Regions from separate parts of the Homo sapiens genome. Here all the other regions are linked to region 1. The links are chromatin loops, found by intact Hi-C in ENCODE. Cell type or tissue: heart left ventricle. All regions are shown on one strand. Each heading gives the region's core, and the rest is flanking DNA. Links, peaks and the distances in the headings are about the cores only. Region 1 overlaps SLC8A1 (solute carrier family 8 member A1). Region 2 holds the start of SLC8A1-AS1 (SLC8A1 antisense RNA 1). Region 3 overlaps SLC8A1 (solute carrier family 8 member A1). Region 4 overlaps SLC8A1 (solute carrier family 8 member A1).

Region 1 (7,892 bases), core at 1,814-6,813:
TATGCAAATGAAAGTACAGAGACTAAATTTTGAAAAATGCTGATGTAATGGGACACATTGCTTTGTTTCTATCCTTTTTTTAAAGTAAAAATACTTAAAAGTTTTGCAACCACTGTTCTCTTTATTTCAAAAGGTTTTGAAAGTATATACCTCAAAAACGGATAGGCATTTCTAGATCAAAACCCTATTTTTTTACTTGATTGATAGACATCATAACAGAGACTCTTTAATCAGTTAATTTCAGCTCTGAGAGATATAACATCAAACATTTTTTGTTCTATTTAAGATTTCGACAAAGTAGTGCAGATCTTAGCTTAATCAATGAACTTGATGAACTTCAAACGTCATTGTGTTTGTTTCCTAGAAGATATTGCAGCAGGACACAAAGGACCCAGGGACAGTTGGCAAGCTGATCACATCTGAAACTCAGCACGTCATCCTGTTCTCAATGAATGTCCCTAGAAATAAAACTTATTCTGCCCCTGGTGATGTGGAATCAAATTAAAAGACATCACGAGGTGAAGACTTTTTGTTTGTTCTGAAATTATGATCACAAGGTTACTTCACTATGCATAGATAAATAATACAACTCCGTCCAACCAGAAACGAACCTAAATCCCTAAAGATCAGAATTAGATCTTGGCTATCAACAGCCAGTAGTCCCACCTTCAATCTTTCTCCTGGCTACCATCATCTTAATTTGGATACACATGACAGTCTATTTATGCCCATACTATAGATCACGGAAAGGGGAATTGAATATAGGTTGTTAAACCTAGAAAAAAATGACATATTTTATTACCTCCCCCAATAAAGCCTCAATAGATATCTTAGTTCATTTGGACTGCTATAACAAAGAACCATAGACTAGGTGGCTTATAACAACAGAAATGTATTTCCCACAGTTCCAGAGGCTAGAAAGTCCAAGGTCTAGGCTCTGGCAGAGTCAGTGTCTGGTGAAGTACAATTTCCTGATTCATAGACAGCCATCTTTTCGCTGTGCCTGCAGGTGGTGTGATGGTAGGGCAAGGGAGATGTCCAGGGCCTCTTTTATAAGGGCACTAACCTCACTCTTAAGAGTGACCTAATCACTTCCCAAAGGTACCCACCTTCTCATCCCATCACCCTGGGAGTTAGGATTTCAACCTCTGAGTTTGGAGTTGGGAAAACATAAACATTCAGCCATTAGCAATAGGGAAACTTAGAAATCAATTTCAAATCACTGTAGAAAACTGACCCAACTAATTGGTACTTTATTTTTAATCCATAGTTGAGAACATTCAGGCCTCTTAACATATCTTAATGTCATCAAAAGTGTAGAAATTGGTACTTACTCCATGGAGTGCAGTTTTTAAAAAATCCATAAACAATTTTTGGTGTAATAGAGAACATACCTTAAATAAATCAAGCAATCTGTTTTAAGGGACTCAGAATCACTACCTAACATCACATTTGAGTTCACGGAACACACGCTTATAAAATATTGCTCTGCCACTTTACTGAGCATTGAGTATAGCTGACATAAGTTTATTTTTGCCTCCAAGTCTATTTCAGGTAATAGTGAACATAGCATTGAACGTGGAGTCCTGTTCTATAATTAATTACCTGCAAGACCTTTCAGAAAGTCACTTAACTTCTGTGCATATTGGGTTTCTACTGGGTCTCACCTTTGAAATGAGGGCTTCCAGGGATAATCCCTAAGTCCCTTTCCTCTTGTAAGTTATTTATGCATTTTTATTAGAATTCTATGTATACGTAAGCAGTTACTGTTAATGTATTAACAAAAAATTTAAAATAGAGTTATAAACTGCAGTGATTAAAATGTTTATTATTTGAACATAGGCCAATACAGCTAATGTGACACGTGACTTATATGCCCTGAGCCTTTTTTCCTCATTTTTGTAACACCATCTGGTGCTCTAGCATAAGGAAGGGTTTATTTAAATAATAACATTAGTAAAACCCATGCCTCAGATCTGTCTCTCTCTCTCCACACACACACACACACACACATATATATGCTGTTTTCTAAAGTTGCTTTGCTAAGGCTTCTGCCATATTCTGAGATTAATCCTTCTCAAACACGTGGCAAGTGAAATAAAACAAGATACTTCTGGATTTGGCTTAACCTAGAGCCTGGCTGTTCAGGACCATGGTAGAACTAAGCCAAGCTGAGCACTGCCTGCACCCATGACAGCTCTCTGGGGATAGTGATCGCTCCATTCCAGGCTGCAGAAAGCTAATGCCCTGTGGTTGGAAAACTCACCAAGGCTCAAAGCCTTCAGATGGCTAAGAGTTGATTCCAAGGTGCCAACTCCTTGCTTCTGCCCAGGAAAATGGCCAAACTCTCCTATAATACTAATCTATAAGAAATATGCTGGCCTTTCCACCCCAGCATGATTTCACACTAAAATGGCTATTTCTCACTCTTCAGATATTAAGTTTCTTAACATGTAAGAAAAGATGAAAGAATCCAAGGCAATAATGGAAAATATTCTTTTTTTTTTTAGCAGAAATATGTTAGAGTACAAACTTTGCCAGGCACTGGTAGCTACTGTGTTTTCACAGCCCTAGTCACATCTAACCATTTTCCTTTAAAATGACAGACTTAAATAAAAAAAATTCCTCTGAGGTGTCATAATAGAATCCTATGAAAAAGTAGCCAGAATTTAAAAACTTTTCTGTTTCAGAGAGTTCTAGCTTCCCATGAACAGCCTGAGTCTGAAAGCATATCAAAGCAATATGACTTCACCATCCATCTTCTGGAATTAATGAAGTAGCAGTGACTTTTCCTTATGAAAGGTCTGTTTGGAGGGCAATGTTGGAAACACAGTGCATTCAGCTGGCAGACCTTGAAGGCAAGATGTGCAGAAGAACTGACTGCACAGGAATCAGTCCTGAGCAGAGTGATTACCCCACAGTGTTTGGCTAAGCTGCTGTTATCCAAGGTTCTGCTGAATAAAACTCATAGAAGAACAAATGAACAAAGTCTGTCTTTAGGACTAGTTGGAAGCATTTACAGTGAACCATACCAAGTAAAACTCAAGAAAAAAATTTAGTTGCCCTATTTGACTCTGGCCAAAAGTTGCATGATTGCAGGGTAAACCCAATAAAAGCAGACGTTTTGAAGTGGAATCAGGACCACAGTTTGCGTATTTCAAGTTTCCCCTGTTGAGAATGTATTTCTAAAGTAAAAATGAGATAGATGTGTACCACATGCTTGTAGTGTATGTGTAACCAACCATATCCAAGATGTGCAACTATAAAACCTACATCTGGAATACATTTTTCCATTTCATCTTCTATGTGCACAGTTTAAAAATTAAGTATTGCCTAAGCAGAAAAAAAAGGAATTAAAACCTATGAACACTTTTAAAAGAAGAGAGGTTAATTGAGAAGCTATTTCTTAAACTAGTCTAAGACAGGTCATATGGCATAATGATTAACATCATAGGTCTCTGAGATGGACCTGTAGGGTCCTAGCTCAGCTTCTTATAACTATGTAACCTTGGTCAAGTTCCTTGACTTATGTAAACATCAGTTTCCTCATCCATGAAATGAGTCTCGAATGAAAGTAATGTATATAAAGCAGTCAACAGTCTGATATAAACCTCTTACCATTCTACGAGATTTAATTGTAGCTTAGAAACTGAACATGATGTCTATCTTGAGATATCTGTCTTGGTTTTAAAATGTGTTTTTCACAATATACATCACAGGAGAGCAGCAGATAGTCAAGAGAAGGAATGATTAAAAAAAAAAAAGTTTGACTTTTTAAGTAATATAAAACAAAATGACAATATTAATGCAAAGACGTCTGGTTTGGCCTGATTTTGCTAAATTCAGTGGTTCAAGTGGATCTTGTATATTACTAGTTATTTTCAAAGCAGAAGCAAACAGGTACATACAGCACAGAGTCAGAGTGTCCAAAAGTTTTACCCTGTCAACTTCCAGGATTGCTATGTTGTCCTCCCATGCACTCTGTCCTGAGAAAATGCCACTAACCCACTTTAGATTTGCACCTTATTCTTCTGGTGGACACGTGGCCTTTCACTGTGAATTTTGTCATAAGGAAAATAACGACTTGAATGTATTTAACGGACAATCAGTGTGACTACGTAGTATATGTTTAGAGCTGGAGAGGGATATCAGAGAGATCCGGTATAGGCTCCCAAACTAAAGAGCTGAGTTTCACTAGGGAGAGAGAGACCTGTACATGAACAGCACAAATCACAGAATCCCAAGTTTCTCCTATGTGCCACTTCCATAAGACTGAGTCCACTGGAGTGGGAATGATTCCTAATTTATACTGAATTATTCTTTTGATTATTTTCATGGCTATCACATATGGTACATATCCTAGGCCATTTAAGGTTGCTCAATTATATTGGCTGCCTATTTTTAACATAGCCATTTATGTAACTCAAGAGTCAGGAAGCTACCTTTGAACACTGTAAATTGTCAAATGGTTTTTGATTTCCTAGGTTCCTTATCACTTGGCAAATATGTACAGCAGACCTTTTCCAGAGAATGAGTGCACTGGGACTTATCCCCCAGACATTCCTTCTCTTTGTTAAACCCACAGTCTCAGGCAGGGACTCCAGCAACCCTTTCCTCGGGAGGAAGAAGCCTCTAGATTTCAGGAGTGCCCTCCAGTGGCTGCTCTGCTAACTAATCCTCTACTGATCTCCCCAAGGCTGACTGGGGCAGCACTTCTTGCAGAGCTAAAGCCCAGCTGAAAACTGAGGTAGGATCTTCTCACTTAGAAATATCCAGCAGTAGGAAAAGGCCTCGATCATTGCATAGACAGGCTAAAATTGACGAGTGCTTTCTGTCAGAAAGTTTGTGGGGTTTGGTGCATTTTTTTTTTTTTTTTTTTTTTGGTTTTTCATATCATGCACACCACTTGCCTACTCAGCTCCAAAAACAACATTCTCTCACAGCAACTGCCAGGGAAAAACATGAGGTGGAAAAATCAGAGTAACGTCTTCCCCTGGGGTGACATTATACAGGAAAAGTCATCGGACAACTCCCAGCCTGGCCTTCATAGGTCAGCAGGAAAGGCTGTCATTACCTTAGTGTTGTTGGGAAATTTAAAGAGATAATAGATGTGGAAACGCTCAGAAGGAGACTCACGTAGTAGATGCTCAGTAAATGATGGCTGTTAGCCTGTGGGTCTCTTCATGTGCACTGACGCTTTCCTAATGTATCTCCCACCACTAAACCAAGAGTGCAGTGTATTTACTTACTTCCTAACCCCCTAGTGAGGAGATACCAGGAAAGCTTCAAAATTTCTACATAGGAAAGCTTAGAGGAGGTGATCTGGTAAGAATGTAAGGCTTGCAGCTGTGTTTTCACAGCACTTTCCATTAAATTGCTCAGATGTTCATTTTTTTTAATAACAAAAGGGCTGCTGATGGGAGCGTTGTCCCCCAGACCCTAGACCCCTCAGTAATTACTCAGAAATGTCACAGTCTCCCTAGAAGCTATCCATTCTGCCCACTTTTCCTCTTACGTTGCTCCAGTTTCAAGTATTCCCCTTGAGGTTTTAGAAATAATGTTTGTTTATCTAGCACTTAGACTCATCAGAGGGAAGGAGGCACTAGAGCATTCACATGGAATTCCTCCCCCACTTGAATATTTGTCAGGAAAAAAAATAGATTCAACTATAAATGTGCAGCAGAGTTGGTGCCTTCCCACTGTGAATGTATTTTCAAGTGCACGGACCAATCCACCACAAAGGAAAAATGCAATACCCTTCCAAAAATACACAGTGCTGATGTGATGTTGCATTCCTTTGTTCATTTTCCCAGAGCCAGGTTACAGGGCCATAGGCTCCATTTGAATAGACTTCTTAGTCTAAAACAGAGGTAAAATCAAGCTCAAAGCCATGATGTTACTTTTTATTTTTTCTTAAATACTGAACTTAGACTTGAGAAATCTTTCTTTTCTTTTTCTCTTTTTTGAGACAGGGTCTCACTTTGTCACCAAGGTTGGAGTACAGTGGGGTGATCTTGGTCACTATAACATCTACCTCCTAGGCTCAAGTGATCCTCCCATCTCAGCTCTCAAGTAGGTGGGACCGCAGACACTACCATGCCCAGTTTATTTATTTATTTGTATTTTTGGTAGAGGCAGGGTTTTATCATGTTGCCCAGGCTGGTCTTGAACTCCTGAGGCTCAAGCAATCCACCCACTTTGGCCTCCCAGAGTGCTGGGATTACACGCCTGGCCTTTATTTTCATGAATTGAAAATAGCTCTGGTAAGTTGTGAATTAACTCAGTTAAAGATTTAGGGGTTTCCTTAATATTCCATGCATCACAGCTATGATATGTAGAAACTAAGGGCAATGAAATGAGCCTTCAATGTCTGTATTCCTGCTTTTACTGGACATTCAGTAGACACTCGTATCCACGTTTGGTGAAGGAATGAATGAATGATTTGGCAGAACTACCTTGTATATCTCTGCAATGATCTCAGATTTAGGAAAATAATCTTAATAACTATGGAATAAAGATCAAAGCCTCATTAACTTTGCTTTTATAAAAATGGAGACAGCAAAAAGTATACCTTGCATGTGAAGTTTGTCTTTCTCGTCTGACTAACTTTGCCCAGAGACAAAAATTTAGTCTCTTTTTTTCTAAGCAAGTCTAGAAAGTCTTGAAACACAAGGCATGGTTGTATTTGTATTCCTCTTTGGTTTCTTGTTGTTTCTTGTAATTATAGATACCATATTTTAAAATCTCTGGATTTTGGTTTGCTTCTGCCTAGATGGGTAAGGCAATACCATGAGTAAATGTTGAAAGAGATGCCTAATGCAAAGAAGTGGTGGCAGCTGTTTCTATGACATTTGTAGACCTTTGACATTCAAGACGGTATCCCTGTAGAGCTTCACAAAGGGAGAGTCGAGTTGCTGGATGCAACCATTGTTCTTGTTAGTGGATGGAGATTTATAATTATACCCTTGTCTGCTCAGAGCACATGCCATAGGGAGAAGCAACATAAACACAGGCAGCATGGCAGGCAATCCAGGACAACAATGAGGTTACAAATTACACAAAGCGATTTCACCATTCATGAAATAAGCCTTATTTGCAAATATGAAAGGAAATGTGGACCTTTTATCTTTATGTTTTAGTTTGTTTTCCAAAATTACATTCACAAAGAACTAAACAGGCTTTACTTAAACATCTTTGATGTTTTCAGTCTGGCTTGTGGTAAAATTCTAATGGACACATTTCTCCAAAGTATTGTCATATTCATATTCATATTCTCTGTCTCTCTCTCACACACACACACGCACACACACACACATCCTTCTCACACTTAAATTGTAAGGCGTTACCACTTTATATAACAATATATTTAGTCAAAATGGAGACATCATAGCCCCATCAATATTTATTTTCTGGAGATCTGCCCCGAAGTTAGTAGCAAACTATAGGAAATAGATCAAATTATTGAGTGGAACACTGCTTGGATTAGGAATTATGAATAATTAATATTTTCTATATTTTATCCCAGTATTCAACAACATAAACATATTGTTTTTAGAATAAGAAAAAAACTGATATCTATTTTTCTGTCTGTTGATAAATCTGATCTTACTAGATTGGAACAAATAGGCAATGCTTATGGTGAAAAAGCTCATAGTCCTTAGGGGCTATGACAAGTGACAGGTCACTCTCAAAGCCTGTGGAGTTCTTTTCTAAAGTAGAGGATTCAGTATGGGTGTCTGTCCCAGGCTCTGAATTGGGATTAGATGGACCACCTTCACACTCTTCTTTCCCTACTCTGTTGTGGTCTTCAGAATTTGAAAAGGCAGGAAGGTTAATCACACCTCAAGGTTAGGGGAGGGCAAAGAAGAGGTCAAAGGGGGACAGGTATTTAT
Region 2 (7,892 bases), core at 1,923-6,922, 330 kb after region 1:
AAAACCCAAACAATCAGAAATGAAAAAGGAAACATTACAATTGGTACTACAGAAACAACAAAGATCAGAGACAATTATAAACAACTATATGCCAACAAAGGTGGAAAACCTAGAGGAAATGAACAAATTTTTGGACACATACAACCTACCAAGATTGAATCAGGAATAGAATACCTATACAGAGTAAGGAGCAAAGAGTTTGAATCAGTAGCAAAGTCTCCCAACACAGAAAAGCCCAGGACTAGATGGCTTCACTGCCAAATTCTACCCAACTTGCAAACAACACCAATTCTTCTCAAACTATCTTAAATTGAGAAGGAGGGAATTCTTCCCAACTCATTCTACAAGGCCAGCATTATCCTGATACCAAAACCAGACAAAGACACAACAACAACAAAGAAAACTACAGACCAATATCCCTGATAAGCATAGATACAAAATTCCTCAAAAAAATACTAGCAAACCAAATCCAACAGCACATCAAAAAGATGAAACACCACAATCAGGTAAGATTTATCCCAGGGATGCAAAGATGGTTCAACACGCACAAATCAATAAATGTGATACATCACATCAACAGAATGAAGGACAAAAACCATATGCTCTTCTCAATAGATTTTTAAAAAGCATCTGATAAAATTCAGCATTTCCTCATGATAAAACCTCTCAACAAAGTAGGCACAGAAGAGAACTTACCTCAACATAACAAAGGCTGTATATGACAAACCCACAGTAAACATGATATTGAGTGGGGAAAAGCTGACATTCTTTCCCCTAAGAACTAGAAAGAGTTCCTAGGGGAAAGAGTTTCACTTTCACCACTAGAATTTTACTTAATGTATTAGTGCATTCTCACACTGCTATAAAGAACTGCCTGAGACTGGGTAATTTATAAAGAAAAGAGGTTTAATTGACTCACAGTTCTGCATTGCTGGGGAGGCCTCAGGAAACTTAACAATCATGGCATAAGGAAAAGGAGAAGCACACAACTTTGTAGGGAGGAAGGTCAGAGTGAGCACAAGCAGGGGAAATGCCAGATGCTTATGAAACCATCAGATCTCATGAGAACTCACTATCATGAGAATAGCATGGAGGAAGCTGCCCCCAAGATCCCATTACCTCTACCTGGTCCTGCGCTTGACATGTAGGGATTATGGAGATTACAATTCCAGGTGAGATTTGGGTGGGAACATACAGCCAAACCATATCACATAATATTAGAAGTCCTAGCCAGACCAATCAGGTAAGAGAAATAAAAGGCATTCAAATTGGAACAGAGGAAGTCAAGTTGCTCTCTTTGCAAATAACTTAATCTTATATCTAGAAAAAACTAAAAACTCCATTAAAAACCCTCAATTTGATATATACATTCAGTGAAGTTGCAAGAAACAAAATCAACATGCAAAAATCATAGCATTTCTATACATGATTAGTGACCTAGCTGATGAAGCAATCAAGAAAACAATCCCATTTACAACAGCTATAGAAGTAAAATATAATACCTACGAATCGATTTAACCAAAAAGGTGAAAGACTTCTATAAGGAAAAGTACAAAACACTGATGAAAAAAGTTGAACACAAATAAATGGAAAGACATCCCATGCTCATGCGTCAGAAGAATATTGTTAAAATAACCATACTACCAAAAGCAATCTACAGATCCAATGCAATCCCTATCAAAATACTAATGTCATTTTTCACAGAAATAGAAAAAACAATCCAAAAATTTATATGGAAGCTGAAAAGAGCCAGAATAGCCAAAGCAATCCTGAGTAGAAAGAACAAAGCTGGAGGCATCACACCACCTGACTTCAAAATATGTTACAAGACTCTAGTAACCAAAATTGCATGGTACTAGTATAAAAACAGACACATAGGCCAGTGGAAAGAAACAGAGGCCCCATACATAAATTCACATAGTTACAACAAACTGATTTTTTTTTATAAAGGTGCCAAGAACATATTGGGAAAAGGACACTCTCTTCAATAAATACTGCTGGGAAAACTGAATATCAACATGCAGAAGAATGAAACCCGATCCCTATCTCACCATATGTAAAAATCAAGTGAAGATGGATTAAAGGTAAATGTAAAACCCAAAACTATAAATCTATTAGAAGAAAACATAGTGGGACCAGGTGCAGTGGCTCATGCCTGTAATCCCAGTACTTTGGGAGGCCAAGGCAGGAGGATCACCTGAGTTCAGGAGTTCAAGACCAGCCTGGCCAACATGCCGAAACCATCTCTACTAAAAATTCAAAAAAAAATTAGCCAGGCATGGTGGCATGCATCTGTAATCCCACCTACTCAGGAGGCTGAGGCAAGAGAATAGCTTGAACCCAGTAGGTGGAGGTTGCAGTGAGCGGAGATTCCATCACTGCCCTCCAGCCTGGGCTACAGAGTGAGACTCCAGCTCAAAAAAAAAACAAAAACAAAGCAAGAAAGCAACCAAGGAAGGAAGGAAGGAGGAGAGGAAATAAGGAAGGAAAACATGGTAACATTGGTCTAGGTTAAGATTTTATTATGGCTCAGACCTCAAAAGCACAGGGAACAGAAACAAAATAGACAAGTGGGACTTTATTAAATTGAAAAGCAGCTCAGCACTTTGGGAGGTTGAGGAGGGAGGATCACTTGAACCCAGGAGTTGGAGGCTGCAGTGAACTACATTCATGCGACTGCACTCCAGCCTGGGTAACAGAGCAAGACTGTCTCTAAAAAATAAATAAACTGGAAAACTTCTGCATACACTAGAAATCAATAGAGTGAACAGACATCTGTTGAATGGGAGAAAATATTTGCAAATTATTCATCTGACAAGGGACTTAGTAATCAGTAGACATTAAAGTAAACTCAACAGCAAAACAAATAATCTCATAAAAAAGTGAGTAAATGTCATAGACATTTCTCAAAAGAAGACATACAACAGGTAAATGGGTCAACAGGTATATGAAAAAATACTCAACATCACTAATCATCAGGTAGATGAAATCAAAACCACAATGAAATATCATCTTACCCCAGTTAGAAGTACTATTAGAAACAAGGCAAAAAAAATAGCAGTTGCCGGTGAAGATGTGGAGAAAAGGGAACTCTTAGACACTATTAGTAGGAACGTAAATTAGTACAGCCACTATAAAAAAAAAATGAAGATTTCTCCAAAAAAGTAAAAATGGAACTATCTTATGATCCAGCAATACCACTACTGGCTATTTAGCCAAAGGAAAGGAAATCATTATTTCAAAGGGATACCTGTGGCCCCCGTGTTTATTGCAGCACCATTCACAATAGCAAAGCTATGAAATCAACTTAAGTATTATCAGATGAATGGATAAAGAAAATGTGGTATATATATATACACAATGGAGTACCACTGGGCCATTAGAAAGAATGAAATCATGTCATTTGCAGCAACATGGATGGAAGTGGACATAATTACGTTAAGTGAAATAAGCCAGGCACAGAAAGACAAATATCCCATGTTCTCATGTAGGAGCTTTAAAAAGTTGATCTCATGGAGGTAGAGTACAATGATAGATAGCAGATCCTGGGAAGGATCTGTGTTGGGGATAGGGGAAAGAAGAGAGGTTAGTTAATGGGTACAAACATACAGGTAAAAGGAAAAAGTTATATTCAACAGCAGAGTAGAGTGACTATAGTTAACAACATACGGTATATTTCAAAATAGCTAGAAGCGAGGACTTGAAATGTTCCCAACACATAGAAATGATAAATATTTGGGGTGATGGATATCCTAATACCCTGGTTTGATCATTACAACACTCTGCATGTAACAAAATATCACATGAATCTCAAAACATACAAATATTATCTATCAAAAAAATTCTAAAAATGCAAAAAAGAACATAAAGCGATTAAGAACATACTATGTTTGTAGTACAGCTACCAGGCCAGGTGGAGAACTGTGAGTTCCAAGACAAGCTCATTGTTTGCTGCCTGCTGTGGTCTGAATGTTAGTGCCTCTCACAGATTAATATTTTGAACAACAAAAATACTTCTTTCTTGGATAAAACAACCTCTTTTAAATATCTTGTTCTGTATACGGACCTACTACTGTAGTCTGGTGGTTTTGTAGTTACTGCTAGTAGCAATGTGGTGGATGAGGGGCTAAGTTAAAAAAAAAAAAAAAAAGTGTCATACACCTAGGAAGTCCCTGCTAAGCACTGGAAACCACTCAGTCAATGATGAGTTAGACAAAACACAACCAGAATCCAGCCCTGGCTCCACTACCAAGCAGAAGGGTGATGTGAAATGACATGAGGACTTTGTCTTTCTATGTTAAAAGGCATGAGGACGGCAGTCCTCAGGCCCCTCACAGCATTCTAGTGAGGATAAGCAGAAATGCCTGTCACAAGTGTTGAATTCCTCAAGAGACTCATTAAAAGAATCAACTTCTATGGTAAGTACGGCTTTAGGTTGAAGGAAAGGGAAGGTAATTCACACTGAGATTCTCCAGCATGCTGACAATTTGCAAATGGAGAAGTAAAGCAGGAATTGAGCTGGAAAGGTGAGAAGGAAAGGTCTTAGTCCCAAATGGCACATGGTTGGCTTGAGGCCCAAAGTAACCACCCCCACAAGACACAGGTAGTGGGCCTTAAGAATGTCCTTCAGGGTGTACATCGCCCAGTAATACAGAAGAATCCAATTACAATCATGTGGTGTTTTCCGTCATATCAAATTGTTTATCAAATCATTTAATATATTGTAGATTTGGCAATAGTCTGCATTTCACAGGCAGCTCTTTCAATTTGAAAAACTGTAAATGTCTACGTGTCATTCCAATGCCAATGCTACCCTCTAGTGGATAAAACAAGTAGCTGGCTTGATAGAGCTCAACTCTCCTGCTTGGTCAATTCTCCTTTTGTAATTTGATAGCACTTCCTCATCAAACACAACTTCACCAAAAAAAAAAATCAAGAATCGTACTTTGTAATAAAAATTAATCCATCTTATGGTATCATGGACTAATATATTAGAATAACATTTGCTAGCAGTTTAATGATTATGACTACACCGAAGCCTCACTTTGAATAACATCTACATTTACCAAGAATTCAAAAAAGATTTAAGATTGAATTCCTTTTAAATATTAATATTCCTTGTAAACATGGTATGTGATTTGATTTATAAAAGCAATTTTTCTCACCACTCTTCAAGAACACACCCATTGTGTAAGATGCGTACATGCATTTCCATTGCCATTGAGGGATGAAAGGATTCTGCCTCCTCACAGGTGAGGATATTCAGGGAATTGTATGAAGTAAAGAATACGCTTTGGAGGAACTCAGATACACACTTAGAATCCAGCCCTGCCACTGGTTAAGGGTCTTAGTCCAGTCACTCAACTCTGTGGTTCCTTGGTTGCCTCTCTTAGGTCCTACTTATGACTTCTAAACCCCAATGTTTGGTGCCAATCCTGTTCTTTCCCCTACAAGGTCTCTGCATAGATCGACTCTAGAAAATCCTGTTTCTAAGTGAAAAAATCTCAGAATCTACTTTCAACCATGCCAGCAGTTCAAACTTCAGTCTTAATTAGGGGGAAAGTGGAAACAAATCTAGGATTCATCAGGCCATAGTGCCACACCCTCAAGGAGCCATTCATGTTTATAATCTTCACTTGAAACCACATTGATTACCTTTTATATTGAAGGGGGAAACCTTCTCTAAGATAAAATGAGCTGCCTATACCCCAGCTAGGATGGTGTCTTCTGGAGGGAAGCAGGAAGTTTCATGGCATTTTGGTGCAAGAGGCAGTCACTCTCAAGTATGTGGGGACAACCAAGATCACACTTTCCAAAGTTGTCTGGAAAATCACCTTGTTCTCTACTAGAAGAAAATCAAATCCCTACAGATACATGCAGCTGCAAGCAATTACTCATCTTCATTAAACACTCACTTAAAAGACTAATTCAAACAACGCTGCTGCCTGCCTACACCTGTGTGAGGAAAGTAAACAAGCTATAAGGGGAAAGGGTGACATCTACCCAAAAAAACAAAAAACAGAAAACACACATCTATAAACATATGTACATGGCCATTTCCAGAACACCAATATTAACTATCAAATCATCAAATAACTATTCTCATTACCAAGTGGCTTGGGTTACTCCCAAGATAAGCCATTGTTTCCATTGCTAAATATTGTGAACCACTTATAGAAATACACGTCCCAAATAAAAATGGCATAACATTATGATTCAAAAGAGACTTAGGAGCCAATAGTAGCCTCTTGCTTTCACTCAGGGGCAGCAGATCACATGCTTAAAAGTTTCAAGAAGCAACCGAAAATCTGTGCAGAGAATGAGCTTGAGAAACAAAGTATTACTACCACCAGGCACTACTTGGTAGGTCCAGGCAGTGTGCTGGAACATTTCTTGGGTTATTTTATTTTACCCACAAATACATGTTTTCAGTATCATTTGAGGTTTAGAGAAGGGCAGTAACCTGTCCGTAATCATACAACTCCTAAGCAGCCAAACAGGAGTTAGAACCATCTTACTCCCAAGCCCACAGTCATCACAAATCTCCTAGTCAGTCTCAGGGACTGACCTTAAAACACATGGAGTTTCAAACTTGGCTGCATGTTGGAATCACCTGAACAGCTTTCTGTTTTGCTTGTTTAAGGCTAATATCTGGATTCAACCCTCAAGGAATTTAATTGATTTCTGGTGTGCCCTGGATGCTGCAATGGTTTTTATACGTTCAGGGTAATTCTCATATGCAAATAAGTCTGGTAATTACTGGTGCAATATAACAAAGTCTTGTACATTCCTTTTTCTCTTCACATTGTTGCCAGAAATGGAAGCAGTGTAACATAGGGCTTTTAAAACATTGGTTTGGGAGTCATTCAGATCTGGACCCCACCCTCAGCTCCATCATTTGCTAGTTTTATAACTCTGGCAAAATTAAACTCTCTAAACCTTAGTTTTCTCACCTATACAATGGAAACTTGTAGTGTTCATAATAACTAAATTTAAAATTATACAAGTAAATTTCAATATAATTTATAAAGAGCTTATAATAAAAATTATAAAGAGCTTAGTAGGGTGCCTGGATTGGCAATAAGTATCCTGAAAATCTCTCCCTTATTTTTCCTATCATATTTGATAGGAATATTTTATGAGCTTATAGTTTAATTAAATTTATATAAGAAATTATGCATAAAATGGCATTATTAATAACTATCTTGGGTATTACCCATTAAAGTTTGTGAGATATATTCACACATCCTCACTGAACACTCATCTCATCTCTGTGACATATTTCCCACATTGTAAGAAAAAATGAAGCTCTGGGAAACCAAGTCTTTCCCAATGTCACACAGTTCCTAAGTGGCAGAACCAGAATTTGAATTGACTACCAAGATGCTTCAGGTTGAAATCAAGTAACACTTCATGCAAACTGTGAGACTCATTTTTTGTTTTAACTTGTAAGTTCAGTGGTACATATGCAGGTTTGTTTCATTGGTAAACTTGTGTCATGTAAGTTTGTGAGACTCATTTTTTAACATGACAAAAGACACAAAGCGTTTTTTATGTTGACTCCTCATTCTAAACAATTTAAGGAGTTCTCTTTTGAACCACCTTTGGAGCTAGTTCTCAATGTAAGAAAATCACTCATCTTGCTGTTGTTCCCTATTTTATACACTAAAAAGTACTATCCAGTTTGATCTGCCCTTTCACCTACTGTTCTTACTTCTAAATGATTTTTGACCGCGGATTTGATTTCAGGAAAAAAATAGTTTTCATCAGTGAGCATGTTCAAAAGCATATGCCTCAGATTCTACAGGTAGCTTCAGGAAAGGAATTTCAAAGACAATTAAGCAATAATAGCATCCTAAAAAAATTATTGTTTGGAAGAGATTGAACCTCTC
Region 3 (7,892 bases), core at 1,825-6,824, 120 kb before region 1:
TCCTGCCTACCCTGTGGTTTTCAGAGGTTCAAATAAGGTAAAGCATTTATATACACTCTAAAAATGGTAAAGTACCATAAATAACTCATGGAGAACATGGCCAGTGTGGGCCAGTCCCAGAGAGGCATCAGGGTTGAAAGAATACATGCCATGCAATACAATAATACCATAAAATAACTCAGTTCTTTACTTGATTTCTTGATTAGAGAGACATGTGCCCCAGCAACAAATCTTAAAATCCCTCTTTTTGTCTTCCATCTGTTACCTGCACACACTCCAAAGCTGTTCCCTGTCATTTCTCAAGAAAAAAAATTAAAAGAAAAAAAAATTGCAGCACTTTCACTTTCTTATCCTCATCACTGTATTATTTTCTCCTAACTTTCTGTTTAAAAATAATTCAAGAACTGGGCTGACAAGTAAGGGCTTTCCAGGAGGGCAGGCTTCTCTTTAATGAGCAGAGGGAAAGAAAGGCTGAAAATGGAGTTAAATTTTTTCTCATTAAATATTAGTAAATGGATGGATATAGTAGTACTAACAGCTGGTACGTTTCTCATCTGCCGAACAAAAGGAATCTGTTTATCTGAGGGTGGAAAAATAAAATTGAAAGTATTTTGTGAAGACATGTGAACAGAGCAAAATAATTGCCTGGGGAGAGAACAACAACAAAAAAAAAGGATTCAATTTTATTAGATTGTAAAGTTTTCATAGAAATCTTCTAATTGTTTTTTTTTTGTTTTACTTGCCATACTTTCCAGCTTACTGTACTTACATTTTTAATGAATCAATAAAGTGTATTACCCTAAACATACACACACACACAAACACACACACAAACTCGTAGTGATTGCACAATTCCAGTGAGTTTGAAATGTTTGAAACTTGATGGCTTAAGAGCTATTTTTCTTCTAAATTGTTTTGTTTCTCTATATTCCCATCAGTTAATTCATATACTGAGCATTGAGAAAATAATATCAGCTGATATGTTTTTATATGTTTTGTTTTAATTATCTGATACTTCTTTAAAAATATCTGAAAAGTGTGCTATACTAAGAGCAAATACTTATCAGGCAGTTGCACATTTTTACTATCCTATTGAAAGAAAATAAAAGCTTTTTAATTAAAAATTGGCTATAGTGATATGAGTACAGAGGTAACATGGTGAAAAAACATCCAGGGTTATTCTGATTAGCCCTTTTTTTAGACTACTTACATTGTGCTTTCATTTTTTTCTCCCCGAAGTCAGAGGCACACATGTAAATGCCACTAAATAAATAAATAAATAAACCTCCCTTGGAAAAACGTCTTGCGTAAACTCAACAAGCAAATAATGTGACTGTTCAGAGTCAATCAGCCTTAAAGAAATGAATGTTATAACTCAGGGCCCAAATACAATGCTGTATTTGCGTCAGTAGGCACAGTCCTCATAACAACTGGTTATTAATCATCCAAGCGAGGCGATGTCATTATTACCTGCCACAAAGGGGCAAATTTAAAGGAAGTCTTTTGCTCTGATGGGCTTATTTGCATGCATATTTTAAGAAACATATTGTCTGTGGTATAAATAAATAACTACTGAACAACTGACATAATGGTAAGGCACGGTTTTTTGAGTTACTGCTTCAGGGTAGCTTGGGATTTAATAATAATGATAGCTTTTGTTTTTAATCATTTACCATGTGCCAGTTTATTTCTCATTGATCATCTCTAATCTTCACAAGTGCTCCACAAGTGAGTTTGGAGGTCTGTTTTGTAGCTTTCTTGCATTTACAGCACATAGTTTAGTAGTGACACAAAATAACTGTTTAAGTAAATGTTAGTGCTATCATCATCATCATCATCATCATCCCTGCAGTGGTTCTTTTAGAAACCACTTCAGAAAAAGGGAGAGGAGGCACTTTTTATTATCAGTTGTTTCTTAGTCTTTTGTCAATGAGCTTTAACTTTAAATTAAAAAAATAAAGCATGTTGAATGAATCTTATCTCTGAGCTTAACTTATATGGTGAAAAATGATTATAAGACTCATCTAATACCAACCTTCAGTAGTAAAACCTTTTTCATTCCTCTAGATCAGATGTACAAATTTGATACAAAAGAGTTGTAAGCTGTAGTCCTGAATGAAAGCAGTACCTTCTAGGGGTGGTGGGGAAATGATTATGGATATTTATGGGGACATGTTATGGTCATACTAGGGACTGAGGAGGAACAGAAAGGACATTTAGTCAGAACTAAGGGGCTAGATAAACTGTATTGCATGGGGTAGTCTCAAATAACAAAAAATTTCTTTGAGTTCTAGGTCACTCTGAGCATTCCCAAGAAATCCACAGAAGTACAAGTTCAGTTTATAATTATGAGAACACAGAATTTAACTTGTACAAAAAGATGTAGTTTTTACAATGTTTTAATTTGTACTAAATGTTTGAGGGATGCAACTATGATGTAAATTGAGGAAAGATTATACTTTATTTGGTTTATAAACTTACCAAAATTTATTCCCAATTTTGGAATATTATACCCACCCAAGGCAACAACATTTTGTGATATTTGAGTCACCAAGACAACACCTCTGTATTGATTTGCAACTGTAATTGTCACATGAAGATATATCATTTTTATTAACATAGTGTATTATTAATGATTAAATGGTAAGTGGTGTAGCATTTTAAAATATTTTGAATTTGCTACCCTATATATTAAAAAATAGTAGCACAATGATGCATTCTTTCTTCCTTTCTTTATTTTGGTAGTTGGTAATTTGTCTTGCAAGTGTTATTCCTACTTTAAATTGAGATTATTTACCTGTATACCTTTTTAAGTACAAATAAATCTGGGCTGTCATTATTTATGCTAACACTGGTTTTGTGTCCCTGGAATCTATCTATCTAAGTTTTTTTTTCTTTTTTTCTTTTTCCATTTTCCAGTACCTATTAGACAGAATGGCTTTCAATTTTTTCTCTTACTTCCAAACTTAGTCATTATAAGAAGATGTAGGCCAGGCGCAGTGGCTCATTACTGTAATCCCAGCACTATGGGAGGCTGAGGCAAGTGGATTACTTGAGTCCAGGAGTTCGAGACCAGCCTGGCCAACATGGTGAAACCCCATCTCTACTAAAAATACAGAGATTAGCAGGGCATGGTGGTGCATGCCTGTAATCCCAGCTACTCAGGAGGTTGAGTCAGGAGAATCACTTGAACCCGGAGGCAGAGGTTGCAGGCAGATTGTGCCACTGCACTCCTGCCTGGGAAACAGAGCAAGACTCTGTCTCCAAAAAAAAAAAAAAAAAAAAAAAAAAAAAAGGAAAGAAAAGATATAAACATCTGACTATCTAGCATAATTATTATTGAAAAATTATGCATTTCAGTGCATAATATTCTCTTGTAAATGAATTTATTTCTCATTTATATTAGAATTTGGGCAGAGGCAATCCTTCCTACCCGATACGTGTGGCCACTTACCATATAGGGCATTTGGTCTACCTCCGTGTGTTCCCAGTGACTGCAGATGACATCATTCAGTAGAGAAGCATCGTGCTGCTCTTAGTTTATAGGCAGTGAGGTACCCTACAGATTAGACCACCTCATAATGAGTTCTTGATTGCACTTCAGATTGTCTTGATGGGGCACCAGATGAGGTCCCTTTGTATGAAATGGCCAGATACTGAACATGTTCTCAAGTGTTTACAGTAATATTAAGACTATTCCAAAACAAAAAAAAAAAAAGGCTCCTTCAGGAGCTCTACTAATGTGCATAACAATTTTAAAGTATTGGAAGAAGTGAAGTGTTCATATATAGACCCACATGTGCCCAACTGATCTTCCAAATCATAGCAATAAGCCCTCTTACATATCACAATTGAAAACTTGTAAGTAATTTGACACTTGAAGTAACCGGCACACATCAAATGCCTGGATGTCTGGTTGTAACCATCCTGTTCATTATGTGAACTCCTAGCAAGCACTGATTGCCTAGTGTGCTTAGAGAGTATCTTAGCCATTAAACTCCATTCATGAACAAGGGTCTCTTGAATTCACTGTTAACACCCGAATGCCATGGTTTCTGCTGTTGGGAAATCTTCAACTTACTAAGTCCCTTTCTTCACCTCTTTTCTCTACTCTATCTGATGTCACCATAGACAAATGATAGCTTCCTGCTAGTGGACATTTAAAGACTCAGGGTAAGTTTGCTCTTTTCATGGAATGAGATCCACACGAGATCTACAGGCTCTTTTTGTGCTCATTTTATTCTGACTCTCCAAATGTCTGACTCACAATTTATCCTTGAATGATTTTCTAGATTTACAAGGAGGTGCCCTGATAAACCACAACACTGTGTGGCCCCAGCAGAGGGTGCTGGACCAATGGCAAGAGGGCAGACCTTGCCCTAATGCTAGAGAGATCTTTGTAAGAACTAGAGTCTCATGGAGTAGTGGGCTCTGTCTCATAGGGGTTGAGAGTGTGATGCAGATTCTAAAATTAGGTTCCTTGGGTTTGTTGCCTTTACAGCTATGTGACCTTGGGCAAGTGACTCAACCTCTGTATGCCTCAGCTCTGTGTACCTCAGTTTCCCAGTGTCTAAAGTGAGAGAAATCATAGTATCTATCCTGTAGGGTTGCTGAGAATGAGGCATAAATAATACAAGCAAAGTGCTTAGAACAGGCTGGCACACAGTACATTCTCAGGAAGTGTTAACTGTTCTTGTTATTCAATAAGGTAGAGGATAACCACCTGTCACAGATAAAGGGCTCTTATATAAATACCTGTTAGCCTAACCACATATAAATATATAAACTATGCCTAATTCTATTTTTAAAAAGCTTTAACTTAAATGTACTTGCTATCCAATATATTAAAAAAACAAATGGTAGCATGATGATCCCAAATTTAGATAAGCAAGGTTGGCACTTGGCTCTACCTCTTGGGAGCTGTTTTAACCTTTATTTACGGAGTGCCTAGCATATGCTGGACAGTGTGCTGGGCATTAGGAATAGAGTGGAGGGGCAAAATAAAAATGGTTTCTGTCTTCGTGGAACTTCAATCAATTTTGAGCCTCATTTTACTTACCTCTAAAATGGGGATAGTAACATGACCTTGTAAGGTTTTTGGGATGATTAAATAAATTAAACACTTAAAACTTCTGGCACATGCCAGTGGGCACTAAAGAAACATTCTCTTTCTTTTCCATTTCAAGAGCAGCCCTACCACAGACTCTTGCACAGCCGTTACTCATTATGTATCTGTTTTTTTTTTTTTTTTAAGTTAAACTCTGGGTAAAAGATATTTAAAACCAGAATGCATATTTTTGATGAGATGTTGATTTTTAATGAAGCCTACCTGAAAAGCTGCAGCAGCAATATTTTATCCTATGTAAAGCACACACTTGCTTCTTACTTTGTACCCCTACTGCAATGAATCCATGCCTCTATTATAGGACTTAAATTGTATATTTCCATATACTCTGTATCTTTGTTTTCCCAACATGATTTCTGCCCTTTGGGGTTTCTCAGTAACATACTCAATTCATTACTAGAGCCTGTTGATGTGTTTCTTCCTAAATATCTCTCAAATCCTTCCACTCCTCTTATCTCTACTTCTTGACCCTAAACCAAACTGTTATAATGCAGTACACAGATCATTTTTCTCCATTGCCTCCAGGTGCCTTTTGATCTCTTTTCTACCCAGAAGCTGCGAAGATCCCATTGTCTCTCTTCGTAAAGCCTCCCAATGCTTCTCATTGCGCTCAGGACAAAAACCCTTTTTCACACTTAAAAGGCTATGCATGTACTTACTACCAGCACTGTCCAAGAAAAATATGAGTCATGTATGTACCTTTACATTTTCTAGGAGTCGTCTTAAAAAAGTAAAAATAAATAGGTGAAATTAATTTTAATAATGTATTTTATCAAACCCAAAATGTCCAAAATGTCATTTCAGTATGTAATCGATGTATGAAATTGAGAGAGTTTCATTTTTTCACAGTCTTCAAAATAAAGTGTGTATTTTACATTTACAGCCCATATATTTTGAACTAGCCCCATTTCAAGTGCTCAATAGCTGCGTACGTGCTAGATACCCCTTCCCCACCTTCAGCTTCACTTTCACTTCTTTTCTGCCCAGCTTTGTATGTTGACCTTCTTTCCATTCCTCCAATCACCGTGTTGTCTCCTGTTCTGAGGTTTTTGCACAAGCCGTTCCACCCCCATCCACCCCCGCACCTTCTCCCAGTAAGCTCTCGTTTTCCTCTCAGGTACAAAGCGTCTCCTGCTCAGTAAAGTCCTTCCTACATCCCTGTTTTTGTGTGGTTCTTTGCCTTCAGTCTTGTAGAAGCATATCCCTCCTTCAGAGTGCACGCTTCAGTGTGTCATTGTAAATTCATTAGTGTTGTTGTTTATCAGCCCCTGGCTGTTTAATAGACAAAAAACCTTATGAGAGTAGGAGTCTTGCCTGTTTCTTCTCAAACTTAGAATCCTAGCAGCACCTTGGACTGTACCTAGGCCATTGTACAGATTGTTGAATGAGTGAATTAATGAATCAATCAATTGAATGGGTGAATGACTACATGCAAGAACCAAATGGTTATGCATGCATTAATTTAATTGATCCTCAGTTCAGCTCCACAAAATAAAGAGAATAAATAGGATTAGACTGGATTAGGTTTTAAAATTAAGATGTTCTTACTCCAAATCCCTTATTCTTTCCTTGATGCTTCAATGAACTAAAAAACAAAATTTGAGAGATTTCTGATATATTCACTGCCTTTTATGTTCCTAAGTACCTGAAACGATAGTACTGTTCTTTTGCTGTCAAGATGTCTATGAAAATGTCTATGTGGGCTGCAGATGTTTCTACAAGGACATTTTTTAGAACATATTTAAACATAGGGCACAATGTGGTGGGTCTTTTTTTTTTTTGTCTTAATCTGCCCAGATTTTAATTTTAAAAATTATCTGCATTTGAGAAATTATCTAAAAACCTTAAATAGCTACTGAATTTTTTTCTTGAATGAATAATGAATGAATGGGTGGATGAGTGGATGGATAAATGCTTTTCTTAACCTTTCTTCAGTTTCCCATTCATAACAGGAATGAGGGCTAGGTCACCACCAGCACCGCCACCTTTTTTTTTTTTTTTTTTTTTTTCCTTCAGTTGCATGTATTGTTTGGCATTCACTGAGCAACAATAATTTTGTGATGGATTTCCCTTTATCCCTTTTTATACAAACACATCAGGATAAAATATCTGGCAGCACAGAGGAACCATGCAACTCAAAAACAATGATCTGTCTTCCTAGCAGCTTACGTCTCCCTAAAGTTAGGAAACAGGAAAGATGAAAAGGGGGAGAGAGAAGCCATCAACTGTACTCTCCTTAAAGAGGATGATGTGCACTAAAGGAATGTCGTATAAGCTAGGGCTTTTAATCCATTTGATTAGCATCCAGTGATGTAGCTCAGCATTCTATATGCTGGTTATTAATGAGAGGAGGTTCCTTTTTTTAAAATTATACTTTAAGTTCTCGGATACATGTGCAGAACGTGCAGGTTTGTTACATAGGTTTGTTACACACGCCATAGTGGTTTACTGCTCCCTTCAACCTGTCGTCTACATTAGGTATTTCTGTGAGAAGATTACTTCTACACTGAGCACAGAAATATTACTGTTTACATCTTGTGTTTTTTTTTTTTTTTTTTTTAAAGACAGGGTCTGGCTCTGTTGCCCAGGCCGGCATGCAGTGGCATGATCATAGCACACTGCAGCCTTGACCTCCTGGGCTCAAGCAATCCTCCCACCTCTGCCTCCTAAGTAGTCGGGACTGCAGGCACCCACCACCACATTTGGCTAATTAAAAAAAAAAATGTTTTGTAGAGACAGGGTCTCACTATGTTGCCCAGTCTGGTCT
Region 4 (7,892 bases), core at 1,788-6,787, 190 kb before region 1:
CTAGTTTCTTCATTTCCTGGACAATTTCAGCGGGTATTTTTGGTCATAAGGCAGGGGCCTGACTTCTGTTTTGTGAGTTTAAGAGAAAGGCTTGAGCCTATGATGTGACCGCTCATAGCCCATCCCCTTCGGCACCTGTCCCAAAGTATTAAACAGCAGAGAGGAAACTTTCTTTGGAAGGGAAAATTAGGTATTAGTAGAGGGTCTCTGTGTAAATGAGGTTTTTTTTTTCCTGAAATCTGGCCATGGTCTGATAGCCTGAGGCTGGAGCCAGGGCAGTAATTTTCACTTTAGGTGAGATGGTCAGATGAGAAAAGCCTTCATCCTCTGGCATCATCTCTTTGTCTAGAAACATTTGGAAGTGCTTGCCTTGGTAGTGGATAAGGATTTATGGTTGCTTTAATGTTGCCTTAGAAACAGATTAATTGCTTAGCTTTGAGTCTTTCAGTCAGCAAGAATTACATAGAAGGGAATTCCAAGTACTGATGAAGGCCATCAAGGAGTTCCTTGGAATAACCCCAGCTGCCAATCAAGAGGATGCCATTAGGATGACTGTCCAATATATTGGGCTGTTAGGAATGCCAGCATATGCCTTTGCTCTGAGTCACGTCCTCCTTGGTAGTCAAAACTGGCTATAGCTTCCAGCAGGGAATGGTCACCGTGCTGCCAACCACTCTTCAGGCCTCTGCTCCAAAAGCTCTCCCTCTTCCTTTACAAAGCAGTTGGATCTATCTCTTGTAGATGTGGGTTTCTATTCCTTGTAGCTGTGACCTCTTCCTCCGACACAACTGGCTGGACTACTCACAGCTGGATATCTTTTTACCATCCTTTGTCAGTGTCATTTGGGTCTGTAATCTGTGGGTGATGGGTTGTGTGTTGTTTTAAAATAAATAGTGATCAGAAGATAATTTGGGTATTCTTGATACTGTGCTAAAGTCTCATTTCATGATGTAATGGATATTTTAAGTTAGTACTGCTCACAGTTGTACGAGTTGATCTGAATCCACCATAAAAATCAGCCTATACTTTGTATTGGTAAATTAAGGCAGAATATAAGAAAGCCAGGCAGCAAATCAACATATCCACAGTCTCTATTCTTATCTTTCTGCTTAATTTGTATGGAAATGTATATTTGAGGGAAAATGGGGAGAGTTTAGTAGAACTACTTTGAATCTGATGATAGAGGAAAGACCCCGAAAGAAAGAAAACAAAAGGATGAAGAAGGAACTCACATTTAGATAACATCTATTCCACATCTTCGTGGGCATTTGAATTTGGTATTAATTTAATAAGAAAAAGAAATTTAAGTCCAGAGAGTTCTTTCCAATTGCTTCATTGCCAATAAGCTACATCAGTGTGCTGTGTCCACTGTTCACAAATTATAATACTGCTCTCTTTTGAATATAATTGTAATGTTTTTAGTTAACACCGGAAGCCCCCTTCCTTTTTCTCTGATAATGATGATGGATTTTTACTGACCTGTCTACCTTTAGACATCTGGTGACCTTTTGGCTAAGAACATATTGTGGGATGTGGGCTAGGGAAGGGATAAAGGGCAGGGCTTTTTCTTGGCTGGCCCAGGAGATTGCCCTGACAGTGCATGCAGGAAGAGGTTGCCAGGCAATTGCTAAAAGACCAGATTGAAGGGCAGCTGTCTCTAGGAACATGCTAGCCCTCATGTTACATCACAGTTATTGATGCTTGTCTGTTTGAGTCTAATGCATAAGATAAAAGCCAGGCTATTGGAAACCTTCCACAAGACTTTTGCTAACTAGGCCCTCCTGACCCTGCATGGAAGCCAAGAGGCTTTCCAACGGGCTAGTCCAAGCCAACCCCAATAGTTCTCAAAGATTACTTCACACACTATCAGGGATGATATAATGGAGCAGTTAGTTATATCAGTCTTGGAAAAAGACCAGGGGTTGGGTCTTAGTTGAGGAGTTTACTGTCTGTATGACTTTCAGCAAGTACTTAACCTATCTAAGCCTCAGTTATCCAACCTCCAAATGGGCTAATAGTACCTACTATTTAGGATTATTGTTAGGGTACTGTGCATTGCACATCTCCAGGGGTGCTGTTCTCATGGACTATAATGGAAATAGCAACACTAGGCATTTTATAACAGCAATGCTGGCTAATGGAAATATTAAATATAATTGATATGTATAGAGACAATTTAGCATGGTATCTGTGACTGTTTAAGAATGGAATCTAGTATTCTCTCAGGAAATTGGTTATAATTTGGTGTTCAGCTCTTTTGAAACTTGCTTCTAAGAAGGAAAAAGCAAAATAGTTTTGGACACAGAATAATCTGCAAAGACTTGGATGTAAGAAATTGTTACCTTGTTCAGGGAATGGGAATAATTTCCATATTCTGGAGCTCAGATGCCAGATCATAAAAGGTCTTAGAAAGCCTGTTGAGGGGTTTGAGCTTTGTCCTCAGGGAAGTGGGAAACCAATGAAGAGTTTTAAGGGACGTGAAGAGTGTCAGATCTGCACTTTAGGAATTTCATTTTGGCTGAAACGTGAAGAATGGAATGATGCGATTTGGCAGTAATTTGAAGGGAGTGGTTAGTTATATCAGTCTTGGAGACAGACACAGGTTTGAATCTCCCTTCAGTGTTTATGTTCAGTACTACTATTTATCACAAATATTTCACCTTTCTGATTCTTTCAGGTCCCCAAGACATTTCTTTCACCATTTTAAATGTTAAATATCTTCTGTACCATTTTGTATACCTGCCAAGTATTGGGATCACTTATAAATTAGATTTTATATAGTAGGCAAAATCTGGTCTCCTTGTTTCCACCCTTGCCCCTTCAGTCTTTTCTGCACTGAACCAGCAGAGAGATCCTTCTAAAAGAAAAATCAGATCATATCACCCTCTGATTAGAACCTCCCAGTGATTCTCATCTTCTACCCCATCAAAGCCCATGCCTTATGGCAATTCAGTGTTCTCTGATCCATTCCCACTCCTGAGCCCTGCCCCCTTGGTCCATTACCCTCTTGCTACATTGGTTTTCTGTGTTTTTAGACTGTGCCAAGCATGATTCCCATTAGGACCTTTGCACTTGCTGGAATTCTTTTCCTACAGATATCCACAAAACTTGATCTTTCGTGTCCTTCAGGACTTTGCTCAAGTGTTACCTTATCAGAGAGGCCTTCCTTAACCATCTAGTATGAAATCATGCATCCCACGTGTATACACACTGACACATACACACACACACACACACACACAATCTCACACTCTCCTTGTCCTCTATAGATTGTTCTGCACACACATGTACCATAGGAGTTTTTAACCTTCTGATATTTATATTTGTTTGTTTCCTCCACCATTAGAATATAAGCTCTGTGAGGACAGAGACTTTGTTTTATCACTGGTGAATTCTCAGGATCTAGAAGACAGACTAGTAAGTCTTTCTAAAATACATATTAAGCATGCATAAATATTGTGGATGAAATGGATACACAAGGGAGTTGGAACTAGATCTTCCAACATTCTTGCAGGATGGTTAAATTTCACCTTGTTTCAAGCAGAAATCTCAAAGCCTTTCAAAGACTGAACAAGCAGACATACTGACCAGAACTTTTGCATATTTTGAAAATATGCTACCTCTATTTTTCAGCCTTTTACTTAGTTTTGAATTCTACTGCTATAACCCTCCTCTGATTTTCTTTAGTATGGGAAAAATGTCAAAGAAGCTTATCTCCCTGTAGTGATGAGCTATAAAGGGCTTTAGTCTATGGTGGGATCTCTCAGGGTCTGCCAGAATGTCCTAGGCAGCGGTGTTCTCCTGGGCACTGGTGCAGTTTGCAGTATAAGCCATCAGCAGCAAACATGAGCCAGAGAGTGTAGGCGAATGTGGGGTGGCTCTCAGCCAGCCCGAAGCTATGAAAGCCTGTAATCCAGTTCCTCTTTTAACTTTTTCCAGGACATAAGGGTATGTTCTGACTCAGGGCTTCTTCCTATTGCTGCTTTATCTGATGTCATAACTAGTCCATCCTGCAAGGCCTGGGAGACAGTCACCTTGACTTGGAGCAGACCTTCCTCTACTTCAGTTTCCCCTCACCTCCATCCCAGGTTCTGGAAGCAGAAGGGATGTAAGGTCTGAGTAGAGTTTTGCTTGAGCTGGTGGGTGGACTTAAGGCCATGGTGGTTGAGTCCACTGCTATGCCTACCAAGCTTTGTGTGCTGCTCACTGACTCTGTTGCCATGGCCCTCCTTGCCTACAGTCCTTCATCATGTGTATATTTTGTGGTCACTCTTGTCATGCCACATGAGCTAATTTAAATGGAATTATTGGTCCTGCATTTTTTGGTCACTTGAACCCTCGACAGAACTAATATGTATTTTAGAATGACCATGGAAAATATGACCGACACCGAGAAGGAACATTTTAAGGTTGGTGACGCTGATTCCACAGCCTGCCAGGCGCTTACCCACAACTAGGCCTTGGCCTGTTTATCTCCCTTTCCAGCCTGCAGAAAAACAGGCTCTGTACACAGATGTGAAGAGCTGTGCTTGAAGAACCAGATGCCCAGCTGCTAATGTATCAGCAGACCTGGGCTGGCTGAAAATTAGAAAGAAATGTGCTCTCATCAAAACATGCTTTTAAAAACTGTACTTAATGTGTGGAAATATTGCATTATAGCAGAATTTTTTTCTCCTCAAGAACAAATGCCATTGAGCTTTGATTTCAGGCAAGCTTGAAGTTTTGTTTCCAAGTAAGTGTGGAGCAATAGGACATGATTTCATGAAATACAGTGTAAGATGCTCTCTGGCGTTTAAGATAATCACCAGGCCTTGTGTTGGTGGGATTTTTTCGGAGTCTGATTTTCAAAGCATCAATTGTAATAAGGTGCTTTTGGCATTGAAACCGTTTTTGGAAGATGATGTACTAACACAAATTTAGAAGAAAATCTGCTTTAGTAAAAAGGAGGAAATTGTTTAATGCTTCAAAAGTCCTGTGATTTTGGCTATTAGCATGCATAAATGTGTGTTTAATAAGGCAAGGCTATATAAATTGAACTTTTCCTTTCCAGTAAGTCAATTGTGTATCTTGCTCAGTGAATGGGTACTACATGTAGTAAATTCACAGAAAGATTGAGTTGTAAACTTTACAAAGGATTGCTTAGTCACTGATGGAGTCTTAGAACAATCATTCACCATAGATTTTGTGATGGTCAAATATAAACAAATTTCGGTTTTGTGATGGTCAAATATAAACAAATTTTGGTAAGAGTAATAAAAATAAGTAATTAGTAATGCTTTGGCTGCAGCTCTAATGACATGACTTTTTTTCTGCCCTCTCCCCCATCTTATTTTTACCAGTAGGTTGTGACAGTTGGAAGTGTCATGTACAACATGCGGCGATTAAGTCTTTCACCCACCTTTTCAATGGGATTTCATCTGTTAGTTACTGTGAGTCTCTTATTTTCCCATGTGGACCATGTAATTGCTGAGACAGAAATGGAAGGAGAAGGAAATGAAACTGGTGAATGTACTGGATCATATTACTGTAAGAAAGGGGTGATTTTGCCCATTTGGGAACCCCAAGACCCTTCTTTTGGGGACAAAATTGCTAGAGCTACTGTGTATTTTGTGGCCATGGTCTACATGTTTCTTGGAGTCTCTATCATAGCTGATCGGTTCATGTCCTCTATAGAAGTCATCACATCTCAAGAAAAAGAAATAACCATAAAGAAACCCAATGGAGAGACCACCAAGACAACTGTGAGGATCTGGAATGAAACAGTTTCTAACCTGACCTTGATGGCCCTGGGATCTTCTGCTCCTGAGATTCTCCTTTCAGTAATTGAAGTGTGTGGCCATAACTTCACTGCAGGAGACCTCGGTCCTAGCACCATCGTGGGAAGTGCTGCATTCAATATGTTCATCATTATTGCACTCTGTGTTTATGTGGTGCCTGACGGAGAGACAAGGAAGATTAAGCATTTGCGTGTCTTCTTTGTGACAGCAGCCTGGAGCATCTTTGCCTACACCTGGCTTTACATTATTTTGTCTGTCATATCTCCTGGTGTTGTGGAGGTCTGGGAAGGTTTGCTTACTTTCTTCTTCTTTCCCATCTGTGTTGTGTTCGCTTGGGTAGCGGATAGGAGACTTCTGTTTTACAAGTATGTCTACAAGAGGTATCGAGCTGGCAAGCAGAGGGGGATGATTATTGAACATGAAGGAGACAGGCCATCTTCTAAGACTGAAATTGAAATGGACGGGAAAGTGGTCAATTCTCATGTTGAAAATTTCTTAGATGGTGCTCTGGTTCTGGAGGTGGATGAGAGGGACCAAGATGATGAAGAAGCTAGGCGAGAAATGGCTAGGATTCTGAAGGAACTTAAGCAGAAGCATCCAGATAAAGAAATAGAGCAATTAATAGAATTAGCTAACTACCAAGTCCTAAGTCAGCAGCAAAAAAGTAGAGCATTTTATCGCATTCAAGCTACTCGCCTCATGACTGGAGCTGGCAACATTTTAAAGAGGCATGCAGCTGACCAAGCAAGGAAGGCTGTCAGCATGCACGAGGTCAACACTGAAGTGACTGAAAATGACCCTGTTAGTAAGATCTTCTTTGAACAAGGGACATATCAGTGTCTGGAGAACTGTGGTACTGTGGCCCTTACCATTATCCGCAGAGGTGGTGATTTGACTAACACTGTGTTTGTTGACTTCAGAACAGAGGATGGCACAGCAAATGCTGGGTCTGATTATGAATTTACTGAAGGAACTGTGGTGTTTAAGCCTGGTGATACCCAGAAGGAAATCAGAGTGGGTATCATAGATGATGATATCTTTGAGGAGGATGAAAATTTCCTTGTGCATCTCAGCAATGTCAAAGTATCTTCTGAAGCTTCAGAAGATGGCATACTGGAAGCCAATCATGTTTCTACACTTGCTTGCCTCGGATCTCCCTCCACTGCCACTGTAACTATTTTTGATGATGACCACGCAGGCATTTTTACTTTTGAGGAACCTGTGACTCATGTGAGTGAGAGCATTGGCATCATGGAGGTGAAAGTATTGAGAACATCTGGAGCTCGAGGAAATGTTATCGTTCCATATAAAACCATCGAAGGGACTGCCAGAGGTGGAGGGGAGGATTTTGAGGACACTTGTGGAGAGCTCGAATTCCAGAATGATGAAATTGTGTAAGTTCTATATTATATATGTGTGTGTGTGTGTGTGTGTGTGTGTGTGGTTCAGTGTGTTTATGAATGTGAGTCTGTGCATCATTTTTTAAATTAAATAGCATGCAAGGAATGGAATAGCTTTTATACAAGATCCCTTTCAAGATATCAGTCTTTGCTTGGGTGCCAGTTATCAATATGCTCTGCACACAGAGATCTTAAATTTATTTACATCAGAATTTTATTTTTACTTTTATACATTTACACATTTTAACTACATTGTGACTATGATAAAATGAGTGATGGGACACAGTTTATCAGATGACTTAAGACAGGCTGAGAAATTGGTCTTCTATTTTGAATCACATGGTATATACTCAGAAAAGGAATATTTAAAACATCACAATAGGTCTCTAACTTCGTTTCTGAGTACAAATTGGGAAAACCCAAAAAGGAAACACCCTGAAAATAATTTCTTGGCTACCAGGGCTGGCTGAAAATATTTTTGTGGCTTTTATGTGACATTGTGTTTTGTGACAATATAAGTTAATGTTTCTGCTTAAATGCCAATGCTAAATTATGACTTCATAACCAATCCTGCTTCTTCAGTGTTATGCCAACATGGGAAAGGCCATCCAGCCCTTTTGTAGTTCAAGTCCGGTTTTATTTTACATCCTTATTAAACAAACCCTGTACCCCACTGATACAGTGATGGAGAGAGAAATAAGGTTCTGTCCACGTG

The links. Peaks named below come from ENCODE experiments on the same cell type or tissue, not always from the same donor. Only the 100,000 strongest peaks of a DNase experiment are listed, where the experiment ranks them.
Region 2: a loop joins it to region 1, with 3 times the contacts of the local background. A loop is called at or near these places in 13 of 110 quality-filtered maps.
Region 3: a loop joins it to region 1, with 2.1 times the contacts of the local background. A loop is called at or near these places in 7 of 110 quality-filtered maps.
Region 4: it touches region 1 in a loop (2.0-fold over the local background); 6 of 110 quality-filtered maps call a loop at or near these places.

The regions. Positions count from the first base shown.
Region 1 is chr2:40,241,556-40,249,447 of GRCh38, reverse strand. All of the region lies in intron 2 of SLC8A1 (solute carrier family 8 member A1), which reads left to right. The region is part of intron 3 of SLC8A1-AS1 (SLC8A1 antisense RNA 1); the gene reads right to left. Among named protein-coding and RNA genes, the nearest start is that of SLC8A1, 210 kb to the left of the region's middle. RefSeq lists an enhancer at 6,638-7,188. In heart left ventricle, for the core only: a CTCF peak has its summit at 4,647 (motif pointing left); a DNase peak (open chromatin) is centred at 4,658; H3K27ac peaks cover 1,619 bases.
Region 2 is chr2:39,910,687-39,918,578 of GRCh38, reverse strand. It overlaps SLC8A1-AS1 (SLC8A1 antisense RNA 1), which reads right to left and starts at 945. Exons shown (of 5, transcript NR_038441.1): 1 at 920-945. In heart left ventricle, for the core only: a CTCF peak has its summit at 4,822 (motif pointing left); no DNase peak of the experiment used is centred there.
Region 3 is chr2:40,357,291-40,365,182 of GRCh38, reverse strand. All of the region lies in intron 2 of SLC8A1 (solute carrier family 8 member A1), which reads left to right. Among named protein-coding and RNA genes, the nearest start is that of SLC8A1, 91 kb to the left of the region's middle. In heart left ventricle, for the core only: CTCF peaks have their summits at 4,081 and 4,333 (motif pointing right); no DNase peak of the experiment used is centred there.
Region 4 is chr2:40,427,752-40,435,643 of GRCh38, reverse strand. SLC8A1 (solute carrier family 8 member A1) reads left to right here. Exons shown (of 11, transcript NM_021097.5): 2 at 5,340-7,171. The coding sequence starts at 5,364. Among named protein-coding and RNA genes, the nearest start is that of SLC8A1, 20 kb to the left of the region's middle. RefSeq lists an enhancer at 1-1,145. In heart left ventricle, for the core only: no CTCF peak of the experiment used is centred there; a DNase peak (open chromatin) is centred at 3,883; H3K27ac peaks cover 1,791 bases.